Linked DNA regions of Homo sapiens: regions 2, 3 and 4 are each linked to region 1. The links are chromatin contacts, found by Hi-C or POLR2A ChIA-PET in ENCODE. All regions are on one chromosome and are shown on one strand. Each heading gives the region's core, a stretch centred on a gene start or an enhancer-like site at or near the end of the contact. The rest is flanking DNA. Distances are from core to core; before and after follow the strand shown. Region 1 holds the start of HSPA4 (heat shock protein family A (Hsp70) member 4). Region 2 holds the start of TH2LCRR (T helper type 2 locus control region associated RNA). Region 3 holds the start of IL4 (interleukin 4). Region 4 holds the start of SEPTIN8 (septin 8).

Evidence for each region. A loop is a pair of places that touch in the nucleus more often than their neighbours do. ChIA-PET counts read pairs that join two places held with the same protein, here RNA polymerase II (POLR2A). Pooled maps may share reads with other maps.
Region 2: a map with no recorded cell type shows a loop between it and region 1 (2.4-fold over the local background). The contact joins the promoter of TH2LCRR here to the promoter of HSPA4 in region 1. A Hi-C loop is called at or near these places in 3 of 37 single-sample maps with no recorded cell type and 6 of 50 pooled maps. POLR2A ChIA-PET finds 5 or more read pairs at or near these places in 1 of 52 experiments (activated T-cell).
Region 3: a pooled map shows a loop between it and region 1 (4-fold over the local background). The contact joins the promoter of IL4 here to the promoter of HSPA4 in region 1. A Hi-C loop is called at or near these places in 2 of 37 single-sample maps with no recorded cell type and 4 of 50 pooled maps. POLR2A ChIA-PET finds 5 or more read pairs at or near these places in 1 of 52 experiments (activated T-cell).
Region 4: a loop to region 1 is called in a pooled map, with 15 times the contacts of the local background. The contact joins the promoter of SEPTIN8 here to the promoter of HSPA4 in region 1. A Hi-C loop is called at or near these places in 1 of 168 maps with a recorded cell type or tissue (ascending aorta) and 12 of 50 pooled maps. POLR2A ChIA-PET finds 5 or more read pairs at or near these places in 3 of 52 experiments (CD4-positive, alpha-beta memory T cell, GM12878 and WTC11).

Annotation. Positions count from the first base shown.
Region 1 is chr5:133,049,707-133,055,632 of GRCh38, forward strand. It overlaps HSPA4 (heat shock protein family A (Hsp70) member 4), which reads left to right and starts at 2,307. Exons shown (of 19, transcript NM_002154.4): 1 at 2,307-2,651. The coding sequence starts at 2,545. RefSeq lists enhancers at 1,594-2,556, 1,743-1,792, 1,863-1,912, 2,103-2,282, 3,521-4,483.
Region 2 is chr5:132,653,162-132,659,087 of GRCh38, forward strand. TH2LCRR (T helper type 2 locus control region associated RNA) reads right to left here and starts at 2,993. Exons shown (of 3, transcript NR_132125.1): 1 at 2,890-2,993. IL13 (interleukin 13) reads left to right here and starts at 5,012. Exons shown (of 4, transcript NM_002188.3): 1 at 5,012-5,199. The coding sequence starts at 5,026. RefSeq lists silencers at 3,217-3,506, 3,567-3,656, 3,737-3,796.
Region 3 is chr5:132,670,334-132,676,259 of GRCh38, forward strand. IL4 (interleukin 4) reads left to right here and starts at 3,656. Exons shown (of 4, transcript NM_000589.4): 1 at 3,656-3,852; 2 at 4,126-4,173. The coding sequence starts at 3,718.
Region 4 is chr5:132,773,467-132,779,392 of GRCh38, forward strand. SEPTIN8 (septin 8) reads right to left here and starts at 3,773. Exons shown (of 10, transcript NM_001098811.2): 1 at 3,642-3,773. The coding sequence starts at 3,671. RefSeq lists silencers at 3,544-3,953, 4,044-4,093.

The sequences.
Region 1 (5,926 bases), core at 1,057-3,556:
ATAGAAGGAAGGCAGAAACAGGCAGTAACACAGACAGTGATCTTTTAGGTCCACTGGACACTTTAGCTTAGGCAGCTCGGGTTGTTTGCTCAGTGATTAACAACTGAGATAAACAGATGGAGACAGGACTCTGTCATAATTAAGGTCAACAGTGTGCTTGGTATTATTGATATTGCCCCTAGGTAGGAGAAAAACAGAGGAAGGAAGGTCAAGGTCAACCTAACTTAAAAAAACTTTAAAAAATTGTGGTGAAATATACATAAAATTTACCATTTTCATCATTTTTAAATGTACAAATCTGTCACTGATCATGCACATTGTTATGCAACTACCACCAGCATCTATCTCCAGAACTTTCTCATCTTCCCAAACTGAAACTCTGTATCCCTTAACTCTCCATTTCACTCTACTTGTGAAACCGCTTTTCTGTCTTTATGTAGTTTATTGTAGGTGCCTGATACAAGTGGAATCATATTAAATTTTGAATATAAAATTAAAAATTAAAAAAAATTAATTTTGATTTGTTTGGCTTTCCACTTAGCGTATTTTCAAGGTTCATTCATGCTGTAGCATTTATCAGACTTTCATTCCTTTGTCTTTTCAAAGCTGTATAATGTACTGTTACGCGTATACACTAAATTTAGAAAACTCATTCATCTGTCAATGGACATGTGGATTGTTTCCTCCTTTTAGCTACCGTGAATAAACTACTATGAACATGGGTATACAATGTACAAATATGTCCCTGCTCTCGTTTTTCCAAAGGCTGTTCCTGGCTGCCTCTACTCTTTTTATTCCCAGTACCCTTTTACAGGTAGCACCTGGTACTTGTCTTTGAAGAATTAACAGGTTTTAGTTAGGCAAAATGTGAGAACAGTGTGGCCATTTGCAAGTTTTAATGGTAATCAACCCGGGTTTGGGGTTGCTCCTATAGAGTGAAGTACCTCCGGAGGTGGCAGGAAATGCAGGTATTTAAAGGGAAGGGCATACCAGGGCAATGTAATTTCTTCTTTGCTCATTCACTTTTAAAATGGCTGAAGGGCAGGTACTCTAGCCTTGAGACCTTCAACTCATGATGTACCCTCCAGCAACGGAGAATTTCTTTTTAGTCCTTAAACTATGGTCTCTATTGCTAGTTTTCCAAACTTGAACACAGCCTTTTCCTTTTCTGGGAAGTTGTCCTAGTCTCCACCATTCTGTGCATATAGCACTCGCCATTCTGTACTGGGGTCACCTTTACTTGTTTAGCCACCCTCATGATGGGGATGATCCAGGTTTTGCAGAGGTGAAACTTATATACCATTGGGGGGCCCTACAAATACACAAAACAAATAATTAAAACGACAAATCACAACACATTACTAGAGACTTGGAGATTCAGATTCTCCTTAGATCTCTCTGGGTAATTTATTAGAAATGCTTACATAGATTTGCTTCCTAATCTCAAGCTGGCTTCCCCTCTCCACAACTCAGCAACTATCTATTCTCCCAGGAGGCCATACAAGCGAGGGGCCCTGAAGCTTAACATTTATTAACTTCATGTAAAGGTCTGAGCGGACCTTTCAGGCCAGGCAGCGTGTCACTTGCCTGTGTTCCTTGTTAGGGCCTACCACCGGGTAGGTGCTTGGAATGTGCTGTGGATTAAAGGCTTAAATCCTGCGGGCCCCTCAATCTGATCTAAGGACATGAGTGGCTTAGAGAACGGCGCAACAAGGCTAAGCGAAAGAAAACAAAGCGGTGTGGCTGGGAGTGGGCTCCTTCCCTCCGCTGGTGAGGGTGCGATCTTAGACTCTTGAGAGAACCCGACATAAAGGCCGCGTTCCAATGGCGGCCTTCTCCCCTACCGGCCAACCTGCCCCGAAAAGAGCAGAAGGCACCCTGCGGGATCTGCAGATCAGCTTGCGTCTCATTCTGGGGCACCGACACGGTGGAATGCAAGACACCCCACTACCGGAAGTTTCTTTGATGTTAAGAAAAACGGCGGAAGTAGGCCGCAGCGCTTCCTCAGTATAGTGCCTCGAGCTGGCTCGCCTACTTTCTACGGTAAAGGGAGGTGCTCCACATCTCTATGCAGCTGTGCAGCGCCGCAGGTTCCATGCGCAGGCTCGGTTGGCTAAATGCGCTTTCCAGCCATCTTTCAGCCACCCAGTCCTTTCCCAGGTTCTCGAGCCAGGACGTGACGTATTCAGACGTACTGGGGGCGGGGCCTCAAGGGGAAAAGCGCCTGAGCCGGGATATCGCGAGAACATCCCGTTCTTTCGTAGCTCTGGTGCTGCGGCTCCGCTCTCGTCGCAACGAGATCTTTCGAGATCTTCTCCGCCCCCGCTACCGGCGCCTCCTCTGCGGCCACTGAGCCGGAGCCGGCCTGAGCAGCGCTCTCGGTTGCAGTACCCACTGGAAGGACTTAGGCGCTCGCGTGGACACCGCAAGCCCCTCAGTAGCCTCGGCCCAAGAGGCCTGCTTTCCACTCGCTAGCCCCGCCGGGGGTCCGTGTCCTGTCTCGGTGGCCGGACCCGGGCCCGAGCCCGAGCAGTAGCCGGCGCCATGTCGGTGGTGGGCATAGACCTGGGCTTCCAGAGCTGCTACGTCGCTGTGGCCCGCGCCGGCGGCATCGAGACTATCGCTAATGAGTATAGCGACCGCTGCACGCCGTAAGTGTGGGCCGGGCCTGCCGCGTGCACTGGGGTTAGGAGATAATGCTTGTTCCAGTCTGGGACCCTCGCTGCTTGGGGAACGCGGGCCGAGGAGTCGCCTCCGTTCCGAGCCGAGGTCCCGGTAGGTCAGGGACCCCCAGTAGGTATTAGGACACTAGGGGCCGCGGCCCACTATGAGCGTGGGTGTGTGCTAAGCGCGAGGGCCTTTTCCCCGGTGGCCCGTCGGCCGAAGAAAGGCTTCTGGCCGGTACTCGGACCAGCGGAGGGCACGGGTAGGAACTGGAAGGACTGCAGGCCTAGGATGTAAACGGATCGCGGTCCTTTTCTTGAGGGCAGAGACCAGGCCCAGGTCGTACTGAGTCTTTTGAGTCCAACAGAAAGCTCAGAACTTTGCACACAGCAGGCGCTTAATAATAGTTGAATCGAACGGGTTCTGGGGCTTGCCAGCCGCGAGACCGTGGAGCGGTCAGCGTCCCACGTGAGTGGGGGCGGGGCAGCGCCCGGAAGAGAGCGAGCTGGAGCAGCCTCAGGCACGGGTTCCGGATGGACTCGGGGTCTTGAGATTGGGTTGGCACGGATAGGAATTTAATAAAATCGGTGCTCTTATGATAACTTTGCAATCGCTTTTGTTTTCCACATTATTTCGGGATATTGTGCTATATTGGGTCACTCTCTGTTTTGTGCGCGTTAACCCCTCAATAGGGTTGCACTTTAACGATAATGCATTCTAACCAGTGTGTTGGCCACAATTGTTAGTGGCTCAAGGGCCCGCCTTGACTTCTAGAACCCATAGTAAGTTTTGGGACCAGCATAGACACAGTTCTAAAAAATGGTGGGTCACTCAGGTCTTTCACTGGTTACAGTGTCTGCCTTTTGAATACTTGTAGATACATTTTAATCCGTTGTCGTGTTCTTAGACAAAATCTTGTAAGAAGTTCTGTATTATTTGCCATTCAGGGTCTCTCTTCTTTTTTTTTTTTTTTTTTTCTTTTTTGAGACAGACAGGGTCTCACTCTGGCTGCCCAGGCTGGAGTGCAGTGGTGCGATCTTGGTTCACTGCAGCCTCGACCTCCCTGGCTCCTGGCTCAGGTGATTCTCCCACCTCAGCCTCCTGAGTAGCTGGCGTTGCAGGCGTGCGCCACCATGCTTGGCTAATTTTATTTATTTTTAGTAGAAATCGGGTTTCACTATGTCACTCAGGATGGTCTCGAACTTCTGGACTCAAGCAGTCCTCCAGCCTCGGCCTTCTGGAGTACTGGGCTTACAGGCATGAACCACCGTGCCCTGCCCAGGGGCTCACTTGTTATTGATTGATTGAGATGGAGTCTCGCTCTGTCGCCCCAGGCTGGAGTGCAGTGGCATGCTCTCGGCTCATTGCAACCTCGGCCTCTGGGGTTCATGCGATTCTCCTGCCTCAGTCTCCTGAGGAGCTGGGATTACAGGCGCGTGCTACCATGCCCGGCTAAATTTTGTATTTTTAGTAGAGACGGGGTGTTGTCGAGTTGCCCAGGCTGGTCTCGAACTCCTGACCTCAAGTGATCCTCCCGCCTCGGCCTCCCAAAGTGCTAGGATTACAGGCGTGAGTCACGGTGCCCGGCCCCAGGGGCTCAATTCTAAGGTCCATTATTTTCACCCTCAATTTTTGTCACATTTCTTCAGCAGGTTTCAGCGAAACTAGATTGTTCAGAAGTCTCACATTTCCTTTCCACTTGTCAAATTTCCGCACCCCCCACCTCCTAACCCAGGTGCTTCCCCTGAAAACTCATCCCAGAAGCCAAAACGGTAGTTTGCTGTCCCTTTGCTGAGTTTAGTCTTGTTAACAGCCCTATTAAGGTTTATTTATTTATTTATTTATTTTGAGAAAAGGAGTCTTACTCTGTTCCCTACGCTGGAGTGCAGTGGCGTAATCTCGGCTCACTGCAGCCTCCGCCTCCTGGGTTCAAGCGATTCTCCTGCGTCAGCCTCCCGAGTAGCTGGGATTACAGGTGTGCGCCACCACGCCTGGCTAATTTTTGTCTTTTTTAGTAGAGACAGGGTTTCACCATGTTGGCCAGGGTGGGCTCGAACTCTTGACCTCAAGTGATCTGCCTGCCTCGGCTTTCCAAAGTGCTGGGTTTACAGGAGTGAGCCACCGCACCTGGCACAGCTTTATTAAGGTTTAATTCATATACTATACAATTTAACCAGATGAAGTGATCGTTTTTAGTGTAGTCACAAAACAGTGCAACCATTACTGTAATCAATTTTAGAACATTTTTATCACTCCCCCAAAGCCCTGTGCCCTTTAGCAGTTTATTTTCCCTATTTGTACTTTTTAACAATGGGTAGTCTAACTTGGCATCTCCAGGGAAGTGTATTGTGCCCTGAAGTTTTTTTTTAAGCATTAAAGTTTGTTTTTAAGCATTTTAGTATTTGAGAATATCTTTGTATCCGTGTTTTCTTGGTCTATAAAATGTCTCCCCTAAGGAACTGAAAAGGCTAAAGCGCTGAGTTAATGTATTTAGTGTTTTGGTCCTTTCCTGCCCTGTGATTGAACACGCTTTAGTTCCAAAGGGCGCACAGGAAGAGAATCCCAAGTATGGGGAAGAACAGTGTTCCTATCCTTTCTTTTAGATTATTATCACATGCTCCTGTTTTTCTTTTAGAAAGACAATAGCTACAACAATTATACCATGAATTCTATTTGAAACTGAGTTGTTGCAGATAAAAAATTTGCCTCAAAGACATTGTGATATATATGACCCCATACACCACGGAATTGTGATAAGAAAATTCCATTTAAATAATTTTCCTTACATGTTTTCTTTATATTTTCCTTCATAGTTTTCATTAACTTACAGGCATGCCATACATTTCAAGTGATTTCTGAACTGTATGATTTTGATTCACTTTGATTACTCTGTTTTGGAGTCTTGGGCTAAATAGAAAATGGTAGCAGGAAGGTTGATTTTTTTTTTTTTTTTTTTTTTTTTTTTTTTGGTAGCGGTTATGGAGGAATGGATTTGGAGCTCATATGTAAAAAAGACTGCATGTTGTGGGTTTGTTTTAACATGAGAGTGGAAATGAGATGCAAGTCTTAGAGGGTTTATGATGGTGGAAGTACCTCGTTTCAGATATGGGTGTAACAATCTGGATTAGGTTTTTGAGGAGCCAGTGGAGTCTCATCCAGAAGAGACCCTTGATTTTCCACCCAATTTAGGCTTCCTTCATTTTATCAGATGTTGAGTGCCTCTGATGTGGTAGCCATTTTTCTAAGCACTGGAGGTACTGTG
Region 2 (5,926 bases), core at 1,743-4,242, 400 kb before region 1:
GCTTTTTATTTTTTTGCATATCTGTACTTTACACAATAACATTTTGTGTAATCTTTTTTTAAATGCAGAATACTGACATTGGAGAATGCTCTTCATATATTTTAAGTGAAAAAGGAGTAAAAACTATATAATGTATTATCTCATTTTTCTAACAAAATGTAAATGTGCATAGCAAAGATACAGAGGTGTTATAGTGCCAGGGAAAAGGGGTGCAAGACTAGTGTTTGCCTCTTATTTCTTGTCTTGTTTATAAATTCTCTACATTAAAAATATAAATTCCAAATGAAAACAATGGAATAAACACAAACTCCCACTTTATAACCAACTAAAATGACAGTAACTGAATTTTCTAAAGTTTTAAACCCACCAAAATGGGAGAAATGGATGACAGCACCAGCGTTTGAAAGGTGGAAAGTGGAGGGACGGTGGGCAGACTACTTGGCTGACCCAAGAAAACTGAATCCTAGGCCAGCTGAGACCTATGTTGATTTACAGAATCCCAAGAATGCTCAGGAACTGGGAGAAGACCAAGGACATCAGAAGAGAAGGGGGTGAAAATAAGGAAAGTTGTTGAAACTCAGTTTAAGAAACAGTTAGATATCCATTTTTGTTCATCAAAGTCGAGTGACTCTCCTGCAGCAGGGTTTTCTCCGGATAGGATATCTGGACCAAGAAACACTAGACACAGTAGAGGGCGGTCGAAATATGCTGAAATCAGGAACAGTCAACAGATGCTGAGGCCCCCACCCCAGCCCTCTCTCCACCCTTGCTGCTGGAATGCTGGAGACAGGGAGAATCTTTTCTGCGCGAGCTGACCTGCCTGCCAAAAAAACGACAAAGAAACTGCCACAGGAGGTTCCCCAAGTGAAAACAGTCAGCCACCTGCCCTATAGGAAACAGCCCCCTCCCACACAATTACCCTCAGAGATCCCTGTTTTAACATGTGCAGGCAATCCAGGATTACCTAACGTGCAAGGAAAGCCTATAAGATGGAAAAAAAATTTTTTTTGAGGCAGGGTCTGGCTCTGTCACCCAGGCTGGAGTGAAGTGGTGTGATCACAACTCACTGCAGCTTCGACTCCTGAGCTCAAGTGATGCTCCCACACAGCCTCCCAAGTAGCTGGGATCACAGGTATGCACAACCATGCCTGGCTAAGTTTTTTTTATGTTTTGTAGAAGTAAAGTCTCCCTATGTTTCCCAGGCTGGTGTCAAACTCCTGGGCTCAAGCGATCGGCCCCCCAAAGTGCTGGAATTACAGGGGTGAGCCACCGCGCCCAGTTCAAAACAATTTTTTAAAGAAAACTTGCAGAAAATAAAGATTATGTATGAAAAAGGAAACTTAGAAGATATCAATGAAACAAGAACATAGTGCTGTTAGCGTGCATGTGCACATGCGCACACACACACAAAGAATCAAATACCCTCAGGAAGATAAAGCTATGAGAATATCCCAGAGAAGAGAAATTTTTTAAATGGAAAATAGAATAAAAAGAAAATTAAAGGACAAGTCCAAGAGGTATATAGTCAAAAAAAATGGCAGTTCCAATAAGAGAGAACAAAGAAGAAAAGTCATAAAATGTCCCAATCTAAGTGTGAATACAAAAATATATTATTTTTATAGTAAGTGAGAAAAACAGGGTGCAAAAGGTGTATATGATGCCACTTCACATGTAGGGACAAGGGAAAATAAGACCATATATTCACAGTTGCTTGTATTTACATAAACTAATAGGATACCAAAAAAAAAAAAAAACAACACCTAAGAAAAATAGTTACTTGTGAGGGAAGGTGGAGATTCCACTGAATTTTTTACATACACAGTTGACCCTTGAACAGCAGGTTCTGAACTGCACAGATCCACTTATCCACGGATTCTCTCCTGCCTCTGCCACCCCTGAGATGACAAGACCGACCCCTCCTCTTCTTCCTCCTCGGCCTGCTCAACGTGAAGACAGTGACGCTGAAGACCTTTGTGATGTTCCACCTCCACTTAATGAATAGGAAATATATTTTTTCCTCCTTCCTTGTGATTTTCTTAACAACCTTTTTTTTTTTTTTTTTTTTTTTTTAAGACGGAGTCTCACACTGTCGCCCAGGCTTAAGTGCAGTGGCGCGATTTCGGCTCACTGCAAGCTCCGCCTCCCGGGTTCACGCCATTCTCCTGCCTCAGCCTCCTGGGTAGCTGGGACTACAGGCGCCCACCACCACGCCCGGCTAATTTTTTTGTATTTTTAGTAGAGACGGGGTTTCACCGTGTTAGCCAGGATGGTCTCAATCTCCTGACCTCGTGATCCGCCCATCTCGGCCTCCCAAAGTGCTGGGATTACAGGCGTGAGCCACCGCGCCCGGCCTATAAACAACCTTTAAAAGACAGTAAGGGACACAGCAGGGCAGTAAGTGCCTCACTCACAAGAGGAGCAGCAATGCCAGAGGCCCATAGAGCACGGATTCCCAGCGCTGCCGTTTTACATAATCAGCCTTCTTGATTTTTAAAATTATCTGCATTCGTAACTTTCCTAAAAATAAAAATCTAAAAAATTAAATCCTTTCACTTACAAAAACAACTCTCTCAGGCCTTACTCCTCCTGACTGGGCATCATGTCTTTGCCAACGGAGACCCAGAGTCCAGAGAAACCCGAAAAAGCAACCCCAGCTTTCCCAGGATGAGCTGGTCGGGAGGAAGGGAGGTCCCAATCCCAGCGCTTCGGGGCCAGAGCAAAGCGAAGAGGCTCCCCATGGCCATAAGCGGGCGGCCCACGCAGCGCATTGCAGGCAGGTGCGAGCCACATGCGCCAAGTGCCCGGAGCGGCCCTTTGGTAGTTAGTGTTAATTAAAATTACCCGCACGGGAGTGGATCCCCGCTGACAATCTAGAAACAAGCAACAGACCCTCTGATGTAGCCATCTGTGCCGCGCCTCTCCGCACCGCCCGCCACGCCTTGGTCCCTGGAGACCACCCTCCAGGGCAGGGGCTGCCGCTCGGCCGGGCCCGCGGGGTCCCTCGGCCTGACATGGCCGGTGCTGGAGCGGCACGTGCGCGCCTCGGCCCCTCGGCCGCTCCCGCCCCTCGCCGGTGCGCACCGGCGCTCGGGGAGCCGCTGGCCCGGGTGTCCAGCCGGCCCTTGCCCTGCCTGGCGCTCGGACCGCCACCTTTGCCGCCCCCTCGCCAGCCTCCGCAGCTTCCAGACTGGCCGGTCTGCGCGCCCACCCCTGCCTCCCGGACCGGCCACCGCCGGAGGCCGCGGAGGAGGGCCCGGCCGCGCAGATCCCGCTTATCGGGCCCATCTCCCGTTACATAAGGCCACCCCCCTATCTCCGCGGGCCATCGCCGCCGCAACCGCCGCGCCAGCGCCTTCTCCCACGCGCGGGGGCGCCCCTGCCCACCGCTCCCGGCAGGGCTTTTGGTGGCCATGGGGGATAAGGGGCGTTGACTCACCCGGGCGGGGCTCCGGGAGTTGCACAGACCAAGGTAGTTCCCCGCTCCTTCCCCCATCACGGAGACCCTGTGGGAGATGCCGTGGGCCCTCTACTACAGATTAGGAAACAGGCCCGTAGAGGGGTCACACGGCCAAGTAGCGGCACTCCAGGCACTGGGGGCCCTCGAGGGGAAGGGGCAGACTTCTGGGAGTCAGAGCCAGCAGCTGGGCTGGGAAGCTTCGAGTGTGGACAGAGAGGGTGGGAATGACGTTCCCTGTGGGAAGAGAGGGTGGGCAAGCCTGGGATGCCTCTGAGCGGGAATCCAGCATGCCTTGTGAGGAGGGTCACAAGCACACCCTTGTGAGGAGGTTGAGCCCCATCGAGGACAGGACGGAGGGAGCCTGAGCAGGCAGAGAGGGGGCCTGGGGAGGCGCTGGTTCGGGGAGGAAGTGGGTAGGGGAGAAATCTTGACATCAACACCCAACAGGCAAATGCCGTGGCCTCTGCTGTGGGGGTTTCTGGAGGACTTCTAGGAAAACGAGGGAAGAGCAGGAAAAGGCGACATGGCTGCAGGGGCCAAGCCCAGGAGCCGCCCTCCACAGCACTCATTCTGCAGAAGGGAAATTTGAGGCCCCCAGACGGCAGGGGTTGATCCTGCAGAGACTGGTGAGCAAAGGGGATCACCCCAAGCCCCAGTGGCACTAGGAACACTTACAATCTCTGACCTGGACTAAGGCTGCCAGCCTGGCCCAGTTAAGAGTTTCCCAGAAGGATGGCCCATACACTTTAAATTAAAGGGGCCAGACACGTGCACACTACTTCCAGCCACTCTGGAAGCTGAGGTGGGGGGATCGCTTGAGTCTGGGAGTTGGAGGCCAGCCTAGGCAGGCAACATAGTGAGACCCCATCTCCAAAAAAACAAAACAAAACAAAACAAAAAAACACCAAAAAAGCTCCCAGAAAGACCTCTGAATCTTTCTGGATCTCTCAGTGGAGACCTGGAAATCTGAACTTTGACAATCCCTCTCACAGTGGGGCCAAGGAGGAATTAGGCAAGCCAAAAGAAGTGAACTTTACTCTTCTATTGCCTGTTTGAATTTTGTATCCAAGCAAGTGTTACTTAAGTAATTTAAGAGACTGGTTCATCGAAAAAATAAAACTCCCCAAATTCCCATAGCTGGTAGACTGTGGTCACAGCCACAGTGCACTAAGACTATCTGCTCAGCACTTCTGGTGACCCAAAAGGGTCTGAGGACAGGAGCTCAGAGTTGGGTCAGCTGTCCAGGTACTCAGGGTTGTCACAGGCAAAACTGCTGGAACTCAGGGCAGCATTGCAAATGCCACGCCGCTCTCAGGGCCCCTTGCCTGCCGCTGGAATTAAACCCACCCAGATCTTGGAAACTCTGCCCTGGACCCTTCTCAATAAGTCCATGAGAAATCAAACTCTTTCCTTTATGCGACACTGGATTTTCCACAAAGTAAAATCAAGATGAGTAAAGATGTGGTTTCTAGATAGTGCCTGAAAAAGCAGAGACCATGGTGTCAGGCGTCACCACTTGGGCCTATAAAAGCTGCCACAAGACGCCAAGGCCACAAGCCACCCAGCCTATGCATCCGCTCCTCAATCCTCTCCTGTTGGCACTGGGCCTCATGGCGCTTTTGTTGACCACGGTCATTGCTCTCACTTGCCTTGGCGGCTTTGCCTCCCCAGGCCCTGTGCCTCCCTCTACAGCCCTCAGGGAGCTCATTGAGGAGCTGGTCAACATCACCCAGAACCAGAAGGTGAGTGTCGGCTAGCCAGGGTCCTAGCTATGAGGGCTCCAGGGTGGGTGATTCCCAAGATGAGGTCATGAGCAGGCTGGGCCTGGTCCTAAGATGCCTGTAGGTCAGGAAAAATCTCCATGGACCAAGGCCCGGCCCAGCCATGAGGGAGAGAGGAGCTGGGCTGGGGGGCTCAGCACTGTGGATGGACCTATGGAGGTGTCTGGCAGACTCCCCAGGGACTACCTGCTCTCCTGGCCTGGCCTTGTCTGCCACTGCCAGCTCCTACTCAGCCATTCCTGAACAGAGGACAGCAGAGAAGGGCCAGCACCCTCCCAGAACCATGTGGCATTTGCCAACTGGATTTTGACCATAACAATGCAGCCATTCTCCCCAGCACCATCATAGGCCCGCCCTTACAGGAGGATTCCTTAGTAGAGTCCGCTCCTTGCCCCACTAGTAACAGCTCACATGTCTGAGCACTGCTTACACCAGGCCTGGTGCACGTGCTTTATGTGTCATTTCATCACTGCCAGCCACCTCAAGAGGCAGGTACGATGAACCCATTCTGCTAAGGTTCAGTGAGGTTAAGTGACAGAGGCTGGATTCAAGCCAGGCCTGGCCAACACCAGAGTGTCCATGCTCCTAACTGCAGTGTTCCCTCACCATCAGAAGGCAGGGCATTTAATACACCAGATCCCCACCGCCTCCCATCTGATTTGTCTTGGTCAACAGTGGCCCAGGCCAC
Region 3 (5,926 bases), core at 2,406-4,905, 380 kb before region 1:
TCCTAGGGATTTCCCAAGTGATAGGAGTATCTTATTATTCATGGTGGTCTCTGAGAGTTTATGCGAGTGAAGTGACTCATGGTGGGCCCTAGGTAGTTTTTGCTGACAATACGACCATGGAGGGGCTGGCCACGCCACTGAGGTTCTGTGATATCAGCCTGGCCTCCCGGAAGGAGACCAGGAAGATGAGTTCAACCCAGTGGCCAATGAGTCCATCAACCACACCTATATGATAAGACTCAAATAAAAACTCTGGACCCCAAAGCTCAAGTGAGCCTCCCTGCTTAGAAATAGTCAGCATTTTGTCACACGTCAAAGTGCTGAGAAGGTGATGCCTCTGACGCCACACGGGGAAGACAATGAGAGCTTTGTGTTTGGGCCCCTCCTCCATCTCGCCCCTGTGTCTCCTCTTTTGGCTGGTTCTGATTTGAATGCTTTTGTTATGATAAAACTGTGGCCTTACGTATAGCACTCTCCTGAGTTCTGTCAGTCATCCTAGTGCATTCTGGAACCTGAGGGGTAGTGGAAACTCCCAGATTTGCAGCCAGTCAGCAGTGAGGGTGGGCTGGGAACCCCTGAATGTGCAGCTGGCGTCTGAAGCAAGGGCAGTGTTGTGGGGGACCATACCCCTCACCTGTGAGGTGTGGCTCATCTCAGGTGGTTTGGCATCTGAAGCCACTGCATTTAGTTTGGTAACCTTGCTGCCCAGTCCCAATGGAAGGATCCTAAATATGGTCTAAGGACCTCCTGATACAATTATCCAGATTCTCTCCTTCACAGAACTTGAGGCACTGCGATAAGATCCAAAACTATATATAGACAGTGGAATACTATACAGCCTTAAAAAAGAAGGAAACGCTGTCATTCACCACAACATGGATGAACCTGGAGGACATTATGCTAAGTGAAAAAATCCAGGCACAGACAGACAAATACCACATGATCTCACGCATATGTGAAATATAAAAAAGCCAAACTCAGGGAGGCAGAGAGTAGGATGATGGTCACCAGGGGCTGGGAGGGTGGTGATCAGGAAGATGTTGGTCAAAGGATATAAAATTTCAACTGGGAGGAGTTAAGTTAAAGAGAGCCATTGTACGACATGGTGACAACAGTTGATATCAATGTCTTGTATACTTAAAAATCATGAAGACAGGCCAGGCGCAGTGGCTCACACCTGTAATCCCAGCACTTTGCAGGGGCTGAGGTGGGTAGATCACCTGAGGTCAGGAGTTCGAGACCAGCCTGGCCAACATGGTAAAACCCTGTCTCTATTAAAAATACAAAAATTAGCTGGGCGTGGTGGCAGGCACCTGTAATCCCAGCTACTCGGGAGGCTGAGGCAGGAGAATTGCTTGAGCTCAGGAGGCAGAGGTTGCAGTGAGCTGAGACTGCGCCATTGCACTCCAGTCTGGGCAACAGAGCAAGACTCTATCTCAAAATAAATAAATAAATCACAGAGTAGATTTTAAATGTTCTTACCAAAAATAAATATGTGAAGTATTGTATAAGTAGCTTGATGTAGCAATTCCATAACATGCACATTTCAAAACATTATATCATACAGCACAAATATGTGCAATACTTATTTGTCAATTTAATAATAATAATAATAAGGGAAGAAAAGATCCAAAACAGAGGCAAAACCTTGGCCGGGCATGGTGGTTCACGCCTATAATCCCAGCACTTTGGGAGGCTGAGGTGGGTGGATCATTTTGAGGCCAGGAGTTCGACACCAGCCTAGCCAACATGGTGAAACCCCATCTCTACTAAAAAAAAAAAAAAAATACAGAAATTAGCCAGGCGTGGTGGCATGTGCCTGTAATCCCAGCTACTCGGGAAGCTGAGGCTGGAGAATGCCTTGAGCCCAGGAGATCAAGGCTACAGTAAGCTATGATCACCACTGCACTCCAGCCTGGGTGACAGAGTATGGGGGCAGGGGGTGGTGAGGGGGGGGCGGGGAAGTGGAACAGAGGCAAAACCTTAGCAACACACATTTTTAGATGATCTTCCAGAATAAATTCATAGGGAGGCCCAGGCACAGTGGCTCACGCCTGTAATCCCAGCACTTTGGGAGGCCGAGGCAGGCGGATCACGAGGTCAGGAGATGGAGACCATCCTGGCTAACACGGTGAAACCCCGTCTCTACTAAAAATACAAAAAATTAGCCGGGCGTGGTGGCAGGTGCCTGTAGTCCCAGCTACTCGGGGAGGCTGAGGCAGGAGAACGGCATGAACCCAGGAGGCGGAGCTTGCAGTGAACTAAGATCACGCCACTGCACTCCAGCCTGGGTGACAGAGCAAGATTCCATCTCAAAAAAAAAAAAAAAAAAAAGAAATTCATAGGGAAAAGAAGGTCAGAGACCAAGGGAAGGGAAGGTTCTGGGAGAAAAGCAGGGGGCAGGCAGGGCCCAAGAATCCTGCTGCCCATGAGCCCTTACTGGGAGGTGGGGTGGCCTTGCACAGGGCCCAGGCACCTGAGTGAGTGGTGGGGTCCTTACGTTCACTGCTGGGGTGAGGCAATGAGCACCTTATTGTGTCCACATGAATTCAATAAAAAACAAGCAGGGCGGGTGGTGGGGCACTGACTAGGAGGGCTGATTTGTAAGTTGGTAAGACTGTAGCTCTTTTTCCTAATTAGCTGAGGATGTGTTTAGGTTCCATTCAAAAAGTGGGCATTCCTGGCCAGGCATGGTGGCTCACACCTGTAATCTCAGAGCTTTGGGAGACTGAGGTAGGAGGATCACTTGAGCCCAGGAATTTGAGATGAGCCTAGGCAACATAGTGAGACTCTTATCTCTATCAAAAAATAAAAATAAAAATGAGCCAGGCATGGTGCGGTGGCACGCACCTACTGCTAGGGGGGCTGAGGTGGGAGGATCACTTGAGCCTGGGAGGTTGAGGCTGCAGTGATCCCTGATCACAACATTGCATTTCAGCCTGGGTGACAGAGTGAGACCCTGTCTCAGAAAAAAAAAAAAAAAAGTCATTCCTGAAACCTCAGAATAGACCTACCTTGCCAAGGGCTTCCTTATGGGTAAGGACCTTATGGACCTGCTGGGACCCAAACTAGGCCTCACCTGATACGACCTGTCCTTCTCAAAACACCTAAACTTGGGAGAACATTGTCCCCCAGTGCTGGGGTAGGAGAGTCTGCCTGTTATTCTGCCTCTATGCAGAGAAGGAGCCCCAGATCAGCTTTTCCATGACAGGACAGTTTCCAAGATGCCACCTGTACTTGGAAGAAGCCAGGTTAAAATACTTTTCAAGTAAAACTTTCTTGATATTACTCTATCTTTCCCCAGGAGGACTGCATTACAACAAATTCGGACACCTGTGGCCTCTCCCTTCTATGCAAAGCAAAAAGCCAGCAGCAGCCCCAAGCTGATAAGATTAATCTAAAGAGCAAATTATGGTGTAATTTCCTATGCTGAAACTTTGTAGTTAATTTTTTAAAAAGGTTTCATTTTCCTATTGGTCTGATTTCACAGGAACATTTTACCTGTTTGTGAGGCATTTTTTCTCCTGGAAGAGAGGTGCTGATTGGCCCCAAGTGACTGACAATCTGGTGTAACGAAAATTTCCAATGTAAACTCATTTTCCCTCGGTTTCAGCAATTTTAAATCTATATATAGAGATATCTTTGTCAGCATTGCATCGTTAGCTTCTCCTGATAAACTAATTGCCTCACATTGTCACTGCAAATCGACACCTATTAATGGGTCTCACCTCCCAACTGCTTCCCCCTCTGTTCTTCCTGCTAGCATGTGCCGGCAACTTTGTCCACGGACACAAGTGCGATATCACCTTACAGGAGATCATCAAAACTTTGAACAGCCTCACAGAGCAGAAGGTGAGTACCTATCTGGCACCATCTCTCCAGATGTTCTGGTGATGCTCTCAGTATTTCTAGGCATGAAAACGTTAACAGCTGCTAGAGAAGTTGGAACTGGTGGTTGGTGGCAGTCCAGGGCACACAGCGAGGCTTCTCCCCTGCCACTCTTTTTTCTGAGGGTTTGTAGGAAGTTTCCTCAGTTGGAGGGAGTGAGAGCTGCTCATCAAGGACTTCTCTGTCCGGTTGGAGGTTAACTCTGTCTCTTGCTCTCTCATTTCTGCCTGGACCAAGACTCTGTGCACCGAGTTGACCGTAACAGACATCTTTGCTGCCTCCAAGGTAAGAAGCCGTCCCACGGTCTGTTTTAGCAAATGGGGAGATCCATCCCCAAATGTCTGAACAAGAAACTTGTCTAATGGAAAACGAGCGGGCCCAAATTAACTCTAAGGTGTTAGATGTTTTCAAAGAACGAGAAGTCTGATCTTTACTCTTAAGCATGTTTTGGTCTTTCTGGTTTCACTTGATTTAGAAGACATGTAATAGAAAGCTTACATGCTGTAGTCCTGACTCAGATCCTGGTCAAAGAAAAGCCCTCTTGGGTTTTACTTAGCTTTGGCATAGTGCCTGGAACGTAGGAGGCACTCAATAAATGCCTGTTGAATGAGAGAATTTTTCTGGCCCATACATTTCTGAAAAACCAAATACTCTCACAGAAACAGATATTGAGATGACAGGTTGAGGGAGCTTTCATTTTGTCTAAGAGACTTCCTATGGCAACAGAAAAGGTATCGCCAGAGCCCCTCCTCTTCCACAGCCTGGCCACCTAACAGCCCTCTGGGTTCCGGGGCTGGCCGTCCAGAGCTCCTCAGCTTGCTCTGGCCGGCCGAACTCCCCTCCAGCTCGGTCTGGAACCATCCTGCTGGGCAGCGTCCAGCACATCCCTGCTTCGGGCTGCCTGGGCACCTCGCCTCTCTGCCTCCTGTGCTGCCTCACCCCCACCCCTCTATCTGTAGTGGGAGGAGATAGATTTGACAGCTGATAGTGCATTTTCTCTGACAAACACATGACTACAGCCGTATCAATAGTTTTGTGCATTTCAGTTCCTGTTTTCATGGAAACACACGGCTGAGAATGAAAGCCCCAAAGCCTCAATTTCACAGTGGTCTCCTAACTACCTGCTTTCCATGCAAACTAGGGAGATGATATGGCCAGGAGTGAAGCCCTGTGTGTTGGGCAGGGTCACACTCCAGCACCCAGACCATAGAACAGGGCCCATCCTGCTTCATGAGGGAAACTGCTCTTCGGGCCTTTAGCTGGACTATCTCATTTCATTAGTTATCCCGGGAGTCCGATACAGGATGAGATTCTGAAGGGCAAATACACACTTTTTTTTTTTTTTGAGATAGGGTCTTGTTCTGTCACCCAGGCTGGAGTGCAGTGGTGCGATTTCAGCTCATAGCAGCCTCCACCTCCCAGGCTCAAGCTATCTTCCTACCTCAGCCTCCCAAGTAGCCGGGACGACAGGTGTGCACCACCACGCCTGGCTAATTTTTGTATTTTTTTGTAGAGATGGAGTCTTGCCATTTTGCCCAGGCTTGTCTCGAACTTCTGGGCTCAAGCAATCCGTCCACCTCGGCCTCTCAAAGTGCTGGGATTAGCCACTGCACCTGGGCAACAGTTTATGTGTGTGTGTGTGTGTGTGTGTGTGTGTATATATGTGTGTGTGTATATATATGTGTGTATGTATATATGTGTATGTATATGTGTGTGTGTGTGTGTGTGTGTGTGTATAAAATCTCCAAGTCCATCCAACCGAGATGGCTCCTACTAGAAGCCAAGAGTCCACCGGGTTGAGCACTGGGTCTCTGGAGGCCTGTGGCACTGCTGAGAAGGCTCTAACAAAGCCAAGGGAAGGGCCACCTCACTAGAAGCCAGGCCTGGAGGAAGGGTGAGGGCTGAGGGCCTGGAGGTAAGACTGCCTGTGGTTTTAGACCCAGCTCTGCCACTGACTAGCTGTGTGGCTGGCCTTCAGCACATCTTCACACCTCTCTGCACCTCAGTTTCCACATGTGAAGATATGAAAGTGATTCTG
Region 4 (5,926 bases), core at 2,523-5,022, 270 kb before region 1:
CACCTAGCCCATCCGAGGGCTCAAAACGCCAAGGTATCCACCCTCTCTGTCATCTCTGGTATTGGAATTTGGATCTTGTTCCCCCTACCTTTGCTAGCCAATGACCAAAGTCTGCATCCTCACCCAACCTTGGGCTGTTGGCATCAACAAGATAATGCGCTCAAAGCACCCACTGCCCTCCTTGCCATCCAAGGTTTTTGACACAAGTCAGACCCTGGGTTCCCAGGCTCCATCCAGTCTCCCTCCTCCTTGGCCCTGAGCTTGGTCTCCTCCTTGCCATCCTCTCTGTTCCTATCATGGTCAGTCTTTTAGCATGTGCTCCCTGGAATGACCAATGCTTTCCATCAGCCCCGCAGCTCTGACCCACTGCAATCAAGACCCCAAGGAGACCTTCCTAAGGTGGGCACACATAGCATGGTCTGATGCCCAAGAGAGAGGGAGGGCAGGCAGACTCACCTCCTGGGGGAGAGGGCAGAGCTGCAGCTCTGCAGGTGGTGCTCACATGTGCCCTGGGAGCTGCACGGGCATCTCTTGCTCAGCTCCCGTTTTTCTTCGGCATGGCTCAGCAAGGAGGCTACTGGCCGTTTTTACAAGATGGGGAGATATCACTCTGACAGAGACCTTGAGCCTCATTTGGGTGCGGGCTCTCAATTCCTGCTTCAGGAGGGACTAGGTACTCCCTGAAGAGCCCGCTTCTTGGGGAAGTATCAAGATTGCAGGGGTGACAACGGAAGTGACAGATGGTGCTGGGGATAAAGCAGAGATGGGGGTAAGTGACTGGCTGGGAAGAACGCCAGTGTGAGGCTGTGTGCTGCACGTTTCTTCCTCTCCCCCTCAGCTTCACTTTCCCCAAGCCCTAAAGGGTTGCTCACCACGGGGTCTGAACCTGTGAGATTCTGGCAGGAGAAAACACCGGAGCTGGCCCTCGGGGAAGAAAGGGCTGAGCCCCAGAGTCAAGGTTCCAGTTAGGAGGAGGGGCACAGCAAGAGTGGACAGGAATCTGGCTGCCCGAGGAAGGCAAGAGGCAACACACCCTCCTCAGAGGGCTGCTCCACACACCCACACACAGGGGATGCCAACCCTTACCCCAATACTGATCTAGGGTGGAGCAGAGCCCAGTCAGGATGCCAAGGCTGTTGGCCTGTGGTGTGTACACCATGCTATGTGAGGACACAGGAACCCAGCACACATCCATCTCAAAGTACAACTCTGTATGCCGTCTAAGCTCCAGGTCAGGACAATTCTCAGGCCTGCAGGGCTAGACTGACCACTGAGCTGGCCAGAGGGACAGTGTAGACCTGTCATGGCTCCATCACATCCTGGGGCTTGCGAGACACCTCAGCATATTTCCAAACATGCCACGGACTGCAATTAACCCTCCATAAACTCTCTGAGGAACCAGTGTGGCTCTGCCCATTTTACAGCAAGATAAAGGCAGAAATGATTTTCCCAAGATGACAAGCCAGGAAGGGTGAATGGAGTCCAGACTTAAATTCAGGCCAAACTCCACCCAAGGTCTCCACCCAAATCCAACCCTATCCAAGCCCTTCCAGGAGGCTGACAGCCCAAAGTGCAGAGGGTGTGGAAGGTGTCCATCCCTCCAGCTGAAGCTGGCATAGCAACCAAGGCCCTGCGCTCAGGCTCTACGCCCTTGCCTGAGTCAGTCCCCTCTCTGTGCCCTGGCCACCCCGCAGCTAATACCAAAACTCCTCACAGGAATGGTCCGAGAGCAAACACAGGACCCCAGGGGAAGGCTTGACCAGCCCACAGCATGGCCTCTCAGCTAACCCTCTGAGGACCATCTCTGGACGAGCAGGGATGGAAGCTCTACAGAGAGTGCCATGAACAGGGCAAATGCATCCTCTGCTCCCTTCTTACATAGGGGGCCAGTCCTCACATCCACGTGGACAATAGGTAGCATATATTATTTATTGTGTCCTTACCATGTGCCAGACACAGGGCTAAGTACCTCCCCTGGATTCTCTTGTTGAATCCTCACAATACCCCTATGAGGGAAGAAATATTTCTATCCCATTATACGCATGAGAGCACCAAGGGGTTAAATAACCTGCCCAAGGTCACATGGCCAACAAGGAGTGTCTAGGATTCCTATCAGGCTGTCTGATTCTGGTTTCTCTACATACCTCTCCCACCTGCAACATCAACTGTTAAACCTCTGGCCACAGACAAGACCCAGACATAACTTTCTGGTCAGCTGGGCACAGAAAATGCACACAGACACACATGCAGAGACACCCAGGCACTCACGGGTCTCTTGGCCTCCAGCTAATCAGCAGGTCTGTTAGGATTCAGGCACTGCCCTCCTCCGGTACATAAATTCCAATTTATAATACGGGGCGAAGTGAATCTCTGAGTAGCCCAGCCTCTGAATCTGTTCCTCATGTATTTAAACTTACTTAACTGACATACGACCCCCTCTCCAATGGGAATAAAACACCCGAGTCTAGAAATTATGAAACCAAGAGCTCCTGCTTTAGTCATGCACATTTCCAAAGTAGAATAAGAAATGTATTTTCAGATTAAATGGAAAATTTACATATATAAATTGGGATGACGGTATTTATAGCATTAATTACATAAGTCCTGGCTCCCTTATTTAGCCCCAGAACCAATTCGTTATCGTTCACATATTCAGAATTCCCCCTTCCCTCCAACAGCCCTGGGCCTCCCTCCTCCTCCTCCTCCTTCTCCCCCTCCTCCCCCTTCCAGCCGACCAGGGCCTTACATGCTGGCAAGAGGACACAGCTTCCTTCACTGTCACAGCCTAGCCTCCCAGACACACCCAGATCCAGCCTTAGACAGCAGGGGATGTCCAGATACAACCCCCCAAAGGCCTCCCTCCCGCGAGTGAATTATGAAAGCCTTTAGTAAGTTGGCTGTCGGCAGGCTCAGGCCCAGTGAGACCCCTGCAGGGACCACCAGGGACATCAACCTTCTGAGGACCTGGACTGGAGCCCAAATAAACGCCCACTGGGCTGAGTCTGGAATCCCTCCAGCTCCTGGCGAATGGCTGCCGCAGACCCGACCACTGAGGCCTGACCTGCCTGGAGTCGCACCCAGGATTCCGGCGTGGGGAGCGGGGCAGAGGGGAGCGGGGGAGGAAGGAAAAGCAGGCCAAGGGTCTTCAGGACTCAAGTCTGCAACTGTCCTGGGCTCGTGTGGGAGACTCTCTCGGATCCTGGGGCCTCCATCCTCCCCGGCTGTACCTATCCCGCAGCACCTGTGCGGCTAGGACTCTTCCCCAAGTGTGCAGAAAGAAACACCCTGGGCGATAGGGTCCGGAGTGTCCCGGACCCTCACCTGCGGCCCCGCGGGCGCCACTCTATCTTCGCACCTGCCCGGAGCCAGGCGGGTCTTTGCTCCTTCCCGCGAAAGGGGTTAGCCTTGCCTGCGCCCCAGGAAGCGACCCCGACCAGCCGCCCGGCAAGGCAGGCCGCCCGACGCTCCGGGACCCCCCGATAGCGCGGCCGAGAGCCCGCGCCGGGGTCCTCGAGCTGGCCCGGTGTCGAGGCCCGGCCGTGAGGCGCTGACAGCCCGCTTCGCGCCCCCCGCCAGCTGCAGGGCGGCCCCTCCTGCGCCCCGCGCCTCCCGCGCGCGCCGTGGCCCAGCGGGGCCCTCACCGAGAAGCGCTCCAGGTCGGTGGCCGCCATGGCGAGCTCCGCACCGGGCGGGTGGGCTGGGACGAGCGCAGGGGCAGCGACAGGGACCAGCCGGCTGCGGGACGCGCTCCGCCCGGGCGGCTGCGGCTGAATGGATCCAATATGGCCACTTCCTGGAAACTCCCCTTGGCGGCGGCGGCGGGAGAAGCCGCGGAGCCGCCCCTGCCCCCGCCCGCGGGACCGGCCTCCCCGCCCGGCCCGGCCACGAGCGCAGCCGGAGCCCCGCCGCTTGGACGGCCGGGGGTCTCCGCGGCGAGGCGGGAGGTGCCAGCTGCGGGGACTGCTGGGACTTGTAGTCCGCGCGTTGGGGGACCGGGACGGCAGTGTCGGGGGGCTCGGGGCTGGTGCCCGGCGGGCCTCTGCGTGTCCCCTGGAGCCTGGGGCCGAGCCTAGGTGAGAGTCTCCTGGGTCCGCGCGCTGGAAAGCCTTTCCCGTAAGGGGGAAGTGGGGCACGGCGTGCGCCCTAGAGATCTCCCCCACCAAGCCGTCTCCACCCGCTGGAGCCTGCAAATGTGCTGGGACCACCAACCAGAGTGTGGACAAGCTGCGGGAGACCCGTCGGATCCGGGAGAGGCCGCGGCAGCCTAGTCTGCGGGTGTCTTGGGCCCCACCTGATGCTCCGGCCGGAGCTAAGGCGGGAACCCCGGCGGGACCCGCGCGTCCGGCCAGGCGGCCTTCCCGGGCAAGGGACCAGCCTTCGGCTCCTTGTGCAACCAACGAGCAGGATGCGCAGTTTAGGCTGGGATTCCTGCAATAGAAAAGCGGAGCTCGACGGTCAAGGCGTCAGATTGCAAGTGTCCATCACCCTGCCTGTCCCAAGGGCTTGGGACAACGTCTTAATGGTTCCACCATTGTGCAAAGAGGATGACCACTCCCAGTGCGTGCACGTTCTCTCCGCTAATGTCACTGCTCAAAACGTTCAGAAAATTAACACTTACGCCAGGGTCGGAGGCCTCAGGAGGTTCTGTATCCTTCTCACTGACAATCTATACAAAAGCAGCTCCCAAATCCTCTGAAACCCCGTTTCTTTCTCTTCCCTCTGCCTTTCTCTCTGCTCTTTCTGGGAATGTGGCAAGGTTTGCCCCCTACCCCCCACTGGCCTCATCCCAGGTTGGTCCACCCTCCACACACACCCCTCACCCCAGTATGCTGAGAAGCAACCTGACCTGTTTCTCCTACTCAGAAACTTGTGCTGACTGGAGGTGCCTAAAGACCACGTTCGACTTAGCACACCTGGCTTAAGAGGAGCCCCCTCTCTGCTGTTTGACCTTGTCACCCTGATTTGGCTTTCCCCTCCTCACTCTCCCAGGCAAACTGTAGCTTGTCCCCAAGGTGGACTGACTTCCCGCTGGACCTTCCTGACAATGTTTTCACTTTGCTCCTCTCTCTATGTTGCTGTTTCCCATGCTGTATTAAAGTTATCTACAAGAAATAGAGCAGAGCAGTGGTTAGGGTAGCTGGATCTATGGCAAACCTTCCTGGTGGAATCCTGCTAGCTTTTTAACCTTAGCTAGGCAAGTTACTTAACTATGCCTCCCTTCCCTGGTCCTAAAAATGAGAACAAGTATAGCACCTATGTTACAGGATTAAATAACATAAGTAAAGGGCTTTAAGTTGTACTTAAAATATAATATTAAATAAAATCTCCCTCTCTAGACTACAAGGGCCTTAATCTCAGAGCCCAGAGAATGTGTGGTCAATACTGAATTGATCATCCTAGACTGTATCTACTGTTTCCTTTTTCTTTCCCTATAACTAACAAGAAATCACGACCAACTGCCATCCGTATGGCAGTTCTGCATTACAACTCTCTGGGACTAGCCCTAAATTATCTTCAAAATGGTCTTTTATCTCTAATCGGAAATATTTCAAAACATGTACTTCTTACAGTCCTGGCCAGTGGCTATGAGAAGGAAAAGCTCAGAGTACAGGTGACTTCCTTCTTTTGGGATATATTCACTCTGCTCTGTAGGAGTAAACAGGAGAATTTCCTCCTATTCCACAATGCCGAAATTTCTCTCATTTTATGCTGCTGCTGGTCAGAACTTATAAAAGAGTGAGAATTATCTATGAGGGCTCAAAAGGTGAATATAACGATCATTTCTCACATGGCAAAGTGTTATTTCTTATGGCAGCATTTCTGAGTGTTTCGTATACACCTAGAGGTTAGTTCATAGATTTTACCACAAAAAGATTGGTCTCACCGTCAAATAACTGGGGAATGCTGAGTTCCATACACAGACAGG